Linked DNA regions of Homo sapiens: region 2 is linked to region 1. A link is a contact called in ENCODE Hi-C or POLR2A ChIA-PET data. All regions are on one chromosome and are shown on one strand. The core of a region is the stretch at or near the end of the contact, and the rest is flanking DNA. Distances in the headings are between cores, read along the strand shown. Region 1 holds the start of HEBP2 (heme binding protein 2). Region 2 holds the start of ABRACL (ABRA C-terminal like).

What was found. A loop is a pair of places that touch in the nucleus more often than their neighbours do. ChIA-PET counts read pairs that join two places held with the same protein, here RNA polymerase II (POLR2A). Pooled maps may share reads with other maps.
Region 2: a loop to region 1 is called in a map of B cell, with 4 times the contacts of the local background. The contact joins the promoter of ABRACL here to the promoter of HEBP2 in region 1. A Hi-C loop is called at or near these places in 2 of 168 maps with a recorded cell type or tissue (B cell and CD4-positive, alpha-beta memory T cell) and 10 of 50 pooled maps. POLR2A ChIA-PET finds 5 or more read pairs at or near these places in 2 of 52 experiments (GM12878 and HEK293T).

Annotation. Positions count from the first base shown.
Region 1 is chr6:138,401,916-138,405,520 of GRCh38, reverse strand. It overlaps HEBP2 (heme binding protein 2), which reads right to left and starts at 1,298. Exons shown (of 4, transcript NM_014320.3): 1 at 924-1,298; 2 at 241-376. The coding sequence starts at 1,025. It also overlaps the pseudogene MARCKSL1P2. RefSeq lists enhancers at 1,042-1,562, 2,084-2,604 and silencers at 833-1,682, 1,813-1,882.
Region 2 is chr6:139,027,090-139,030,285 of GRCh38, reverse strand. ABRACL (ABRA C-terminal like) reads right to left here and starts at 1,541. Exons shown (of 3, transcript NM_021243.3): 1 at 1,411-1,541. RefSeq lists silencers at 348-538, 588-957, 1,218-1,377 and enhancers at 1-577, 400-694.

The DNA.
Region 1 (3,605 bases), core at 49-2,548:
AAGGACTTATCACGAGTTACACCAAACCCCAGTTCATCCAGCAAAATCAGAGAACAGAGGTTGAAAAGTAATACCCAGTGTAACCCTGGTCCTGAGGAGTCTTGTCTGAAAACAAGACAAGTCTTTGATGACTTGCTTATTTTTCCATTATAAAGGATATTTCTTTAATAAGCTAAAACTCAATAATAAGCCCGGGGACTCTTTCACAATATGCATAATTACAAGGAAAACTGCTTTTACCTTTCTCGTTTTTGCCTTGAATGTAGCTGTTCAGTTTCGTAAAGCCCGTCTGGATGGCTGAATCCCAGTCCATAGACTCCACGGACGTGCTGACCCACTTGGCTGGTCCATAGTGTCGGATCTCATAACTTCCGGGCTAAAGTGGAACAGAGAAAACTTCGAGAAGCAATTCTAAGAGGGTAGGAGTGAGATGCAAAAATACCGGTGCCATGATCTCGGGTCGACCTGGAGCCGTCCTGTCTAGGGGCTGCACCGCCCCGGGGTCCGGCCTGAGGTCCCCGCTCCTTAGGTCTGGGAGGTTCCCCTCCACGAGGTTCCCCTCCTTGCGATTAGGGACCGCAGCGGCCCCAACCCCACACGCTGGGGACTCGATTCACACTTTCAGACAAGCATCTATTACACCCCCTCGGTTCGGAGGGTTCCACCGCGCGTTCTGGGACGTAACCAGTTCCTCCCCGCCCCACCACCCCGCAAAGACAAGAAATTGAGATGGGACCTGCACTGGGGGTAGCGGGGAGGGTAGAGCTAAATGACCGGGGTTTCTCGTTTGCGTAGCATAGTGGGTAGGGACTGGGACCATTTAAAAAACTGTACTTTTTACTTAACTCTATGGGACCCGCTGGCCTCACTGCAAATCAGCCGGAAGGCGGGCCCAGCCCCTCCGCTCCCGAGTCGGCGCCTACCTGGGGGCCGGCGTCCTCCGGGGCCTTCCAGCCCGGCGTCTCCACAGCTTGGGCCGCCGCGTCCTCGGCCGCCCCGGGGTCTGGCTGGAGCGGCTCGGCCATGGGCGGCGCTGACGCTCTGGGAGCCTGGTCAGCCGCGCAGAGGCCCCGCACCCCGGGCCGCCCCGCCTGCGTGTGCGCGCCCCGCCGAGGCCCCGAGTCCCCGCTCCGCAGACCCGGTCCCTCCTCCCGGCCGGGCTGGAGACCCGAGCCCACCCGATGCGTCTGCCTCTGGACCGCGAGGGGGCGCCGCCACCAAGGCGGGGCCGGCTCACGACCCCGGACAGCTCCGGCCGGAGTTGCGCGTCCTGCCCCCGCCCCTCCGCGGCGACAGGGAGCCGCACCTCGCTTCGGCCCGCCTTCTTTTGAGGCACTTCCGCCCCCGCCCCGCCTTTGTTTTTGAAGGAAAGGCACACACAGGTGGCCCCGCGGGCAGTAGGGGGTGGCGCTGTTTCTGTGCAACCGGTTTGGGAACCTCTGCCGCGGCCCCGCCCGCGCTGGGAACCGCGGGCGCTGAGCCGCCTCGAGGGTGTCCCAGCGCACCGCAGGCAGAGAAAGGCAGGAGGTGGCGGCTGGCGACCCGACCCCCGCGGCCCCTGCCCGCACTCCTGGGGCTCAGCCAGGGCGAATGGCCGTACTCATCCCAAGAAGTTGTCCTAGGTCCCAGACAGCTTTCAGGGTCCCTTGCGGAGGAGGTGGTGGGACCACAGACACATGGAGAGAATCTGGAACTGTTCTGGTTTCTGAACTTTTCCCCGACAGGACCCCAGACCCTCTGAGTCATCCCCGCAGGCTTAACGAGACTCGGGGAGAGTTAGTGCCGAGGCCAGACACTAGTGCTTTTCAAGAATTTTGGTTACCAGGGCTTTCCCGAGCCGAGTGGGGTGCGGCTCTGTTCCCCAGCACCCCCTTTCCGCCGGCCAGGCCGACTCCGCGTTACTGTCCCCTGCGGCGGGGACCCGGCACGGCTCCGGCGCCCCCCAGAGGACTCCCATCGTGGGCAGCCAGAGCTCCGAGGCTCTCCGGGGCGACGTGACCGCCGCAGAGGCAGCAGGCACTCCCCACGCGAAAGCCAACGGACAGGAGGGTGGCCACGTGAAAAGCAATGGTGACATCCCCCAAGGGTGAAGGGGAGTAGGCCCCTGTGAACAGAAGAGGCAGCCGGGACCATTGGCAATGCCATGGAGCCAGCACCCCCTAGCCAGGGTGCTGAGGCCAAAGGGGAGGCTCCCTCCCTCGCAAGGAGACTTCCAAGAAGACGAAATTGCCTTTCAAGGCCAGGCACGGTGGCTCACGCCTGTAATCCCTTCATTTTGGGAGGCCAAGACAGGGGTGATCGCTTGAGCCCAGGAGTTCGAGACCAGACTGGGCAACATGGCGAAAACCCGTCTCTACAAAAATACAATAAAATAGCGTTGATAGTAGAGTGGAGAGCATAGCTGCCTTCCAAAAAAAAAAAAAAAAAAAAAAAAGCTGAGTGTGCTGGGGTTGTGATCTCAGCTACTCGGGAGGCTGAGGTGGGAGGATCGGCTTGAGCCTGGGGAGGTCGAAGCTGCAGTGAGCCGAGATTGCGCCACTGCACTCTAGCTTGGGTAACAGAGTGATACCCTGTCTAAAATAAATAAATAAATAAATAAATAAATAAATAAATAAATAAATAAATAATTATCTTTCAAGAAGGGTTTCTAAGAGCAGCTTGTCCTTCAAGAGAAATGGGAAGGAGGGTGGGGTGACTCTTCTGCCTCCTCACCTATGGAGGAAGAACAGGAGTGGGGGAAGATCAATGCCTGCAGCGACAAGGGCGCTGCCCAGGAAGGGAAGGCTGTTGCCACCCCTGAGAGCCAGGAGCCCCAGGCCAAGGGCGCAGAGGCAGTACTGCCTCAGAAGAAGAGGCAGGGCCCCAAGCTACAGAGCTGTCCACTCCCTCGGGGCGGAGAGTGGCCCTACACCAGCCCACGCTGAGCAGAATGAGTAGCTGGGTGGGCCAGGTGGGTGATCTCTAAGCTGCAAAAACTGCTGTTCTTGTGAGGTTACTGCCTGGACCTGGTGCCCTGGCTGCCCTCCTGTGCCCAGAAAGGAAGGGGCTATTGCATCCTACCAGCTACATTCCCTTTCCTTCTCTCCCTCCTGTGGATTCTCCAATCGGCCATGTGGCTTTCCTCGTAAGGCCAGTTGAAGACGGTCCCCCACAGCCTCCCAAGTTAGATTAGTGATATGAAATGTGCCTTTCCCTGGCCCTGCCTCCTTCCCTGTCCCCAGCCCTGCAGAAGGCAATTTTTGGTTTTCTTCCCCAATTCTTTTCCAAGTAGGTTTTGTTTACCCTACTCCCCAAATCCCTGAGCCAGAAGTTGGGTGCTTAAACTCCCAAACCTCGAGGGTCCGGCCTCCCCGCTGTTGAGTTTTTACTCTGGTGCTGTGCCTAGTGGCACCTGGGCCGGGCAGGGGGGCACTGCCCTGCCTAGGGTTCTATTCAAGTTCCAACCTTCAGCTTGTGAATCAACTGTGTCTCTTTTTTGACTCGGTAAGCACATGTTAGGCTTTGGGGCCAGGGAGAGGTCTGTAATGTGAAATAACTTCTTCTTGCCTTTTCTTCTCTCATTTTTATGAATAACTTTTAATGGCCAAACCCCAGATTTGTATTCT
Region 2 (3,196 bases), core at 292-2,791, 620 kb before region 1:
GTTCCTAGCATAAAGAAGAGATAAATATTTAGGGTGATGGATATACCAATTACCCTGATTTGGTTATACGAATGTAACACATTCTCACGAGTACCGTGAAACTATGTCTAAGAAAAAAAAAAAGAAAAGAACAATGAGGAGAGGTGAGAAGCAGAGCAAGTCTAAAGGGAAGAGCTTAATGGTGAGCGGCTGGACCAGAAGACAGGAAAAGGCTCCAGGGAAGGCGAGGTAGATGACGGCCAGGCACTCTAATTGTCGCAGAATCGATTTCGGCTTTGTGCGTGGGAAACACAAAGGAAGCGGAAAGTCGGAGGACTGGGCAGAACCCGAAACTCACCACCAATACACACTTTAGAATGTATTTAAGGACCCTCAGGGCATTGTTATTTTTCAAAAGTTTGGAGGCAATGCATGGAGATTTTCTAATATCCAAGGAAATAAAGCCTACTGGAATAGGTATGTCCGGAATCAGGAACCAACTTTACACACTCGGGCTGGGCACGTTTTCCCAGCCCTTCTTCGCAATCGCGGACAAGCAGCTGGTGCGGGTCAAAGGGTGACTGGGCTCCTTACTCCCTCCGGTCTGGGGCGCGCTCACTCCATATTTGGCCATTCTGCTACCAGCTTGGGGTTCTGCCTGGTAGAGGTCCCCTAACCCCGTGCCCTGCAGCCCATCATCACACGGTCACCGCCGGCACCAGTGCAGGGCTGGGGAGCGCGGGGCTGGGCCCCCCGTGGCGGGGCGGCACCGCTGGCGCCCGGGAAGGGCCGCGTCCCGGAAGTCTTTGTCTCCGCAGCTCCCGGCCCGGCGCCGCGGGTCTGCCTCCCCCGTGGCCCGGGCGCCCCGAAGCGCCGCGAGAGCGAGCACCCAACCCGGGCGACGAAAACGGACCCTGCCCCGGGCTCCACGAGCCCCTGGTGTCCCCTCACGACTCTGCACCCCCTGATCTGGAGCGCACAGAGCCGCACCCACCTCCGGCGCTGCAGAGTCCACTGCCCTGAGGCCACCACGTTCCTCGGGGCAGCCTCTCCTCTCGCCCCCAGCCCTTCCCCACCCAGCTCTGCAGAACTGGCTCCTGAACCACCGCCAAGTGCAAAGCCGACACGTCGCACCGCGGTAAAAATCGTTCCATTTCTGCCGGCTTCCCAGTCCGCCCCCGGCCGGCGAAACGTCACGTGAGCCGAGTGCGGAAGTCGACCCGAGAGGTGGGGGCGTGGGCGGCGCGCGCCCCACGGGACCCCAACCCGCGAGGTCTCGGCCCAGCCGGTCGCAGCTTCCGCGCGCCCTGAGCCCCCTCCCGGCCCCCTCCTGACCCGACTCTCACCGCAGCCCGCGGTGCCCGGCGGCGCACCACGGACACCCAGTCCATCCCTGCTACCTAAGCCACATCTGCCCGGGCGCTCACGCACCTCTCTGCGCGGTTTTCCTTCCCGCCGGAGAACTGGCGCCGCGTGGGTCTGGACCCGGTTACCTTCTTCAGTGCACTGGGGAGGGTGAGGCCAAGGAAGGAAGTGGCTGAGGCAAAGAGAAAGACGGCTGTGGAGGAGGAGGAGCAGGGTAGGGGGAAAAGTAAGTGTTTCTGCGCTCAAGAAAGGGGCCGCCCACACTCCCAGGGACAAGCCTATGAGGAGGAAACTCAGGGGAGGAGACGTCCAAGAAAGGGGCTGACTGCAGACAGGTGAAGCGCCCTGGGCTCCTAGGAAAACGGGCCCAGAGCCTGGATTACCTCACTTTTCCACCGTGCTACTCAGAGCCAAGGATCCCAGGATCTGCATCTGATCCTGGGCGTCGATTTCCTGATGGATTTCTCTCCCAACGTAAGAAACAAAGCGCCCTCAAATTGCTGAAGGCTGCTAGAAAGAACGTGGCATTCATGGGTTCCGGATGCCGGGGGCCTCCAGAAAACTACGACTCATGACTTAAAAATGGCTTAATTCGCAAAACAAAATGCAATCTTGAAAGCCAATTTGTCAGACTGCAAAGAAATTTTACTTGGACATAGATAGTTGTTGACCCTGGGTCAGTATCGGTTTCTTCCCTTGTTCATTCATTATTTCATACATTTAACTTCATAATTCAATTTATTCATGCTCCCTTTGTTTTAGTCACTGTTATTTTAATATATGCGTGTGTGAGAGAGAGATGCTTACCGTACCCAGAGAGTCCTTTTGGAAAGGAAACAGTTACCCAAACTATTTCTAGAGCAGGGGTTGCACAAATAACTACAAAAAACGTTCCTTACCCCCTCCCCACCCCCAGCCCAGCTAATTTAAATTAAGAGTGATCGCGTGACCCAAGAGCGCACAATCCGTGATGTAGTCATCATCCTGTGAGGTGACCTGGAGCAAACAGTTCTCATCAAACACGGACTCTGATAGTTAGTAAGCCAATCAGACACTCCCTTGGAAATGGAAAGTGGAGAATGCAGAGACGGAGCTGTCTGATGTAAGAGAAAGGTTGGAGCTAAGAGAGGGTAAGGCAGAAGGGGCCAAAATGGGCTTCGGATGCAAAACATTTGAGTAAGCAGAAACCAGGAGAATGTAGCAGCAGGTTGGGTGGAGGCACAAGTGGTAGAAGCCAGTCAAAGACAAGCTGAGACCAAGTGATGGAAGGAGAGCAACAAAGACCTGCTTCCCAGGGGCATGTGAGTGTTCAGTTCCCTGGGGCTGCACTGGATCCATCCACTTCCCACGCTTCATTCTAGTCTTTACGGTGAATACCTGTCTCCTGGGTGTGACTGAAGGAGTCTCTGTTCTGTAATCTTCAACAAAGGTCTGATTCTTCTAAGTGTCTCATGGCAGATAAAGTTTAAGGTGACTCCAAGATCTTTTCAGACCTATTTTTTTCTTTTACTTGTTTTATATTGTTACCAAAATGATTGAGGCCTATTTTTTTCTCACCAAAAGAAAGGTGAGAAGTTATAGTTTATATCTTTCACAGTCGACATAAGGCAAAAAATATATAATTCAAGAAAAATATATTTAGCAATTATCGAAGCAGGACCTCGCTATTTTGGCCTGTGACAGGGATCACAATTCATCAGTCAGATAATATCCAATGATAGGAATAATGAGTCTGGAGAGCACCGCTTCTGTTATGATTAGGTAATTAGTATTGCCCTAATTGCCAACCAAAGAAAAAGAAATAGGTTACTTTACCTAAAGAAGTAAACATCCTTGTTAATATAAAAATAAA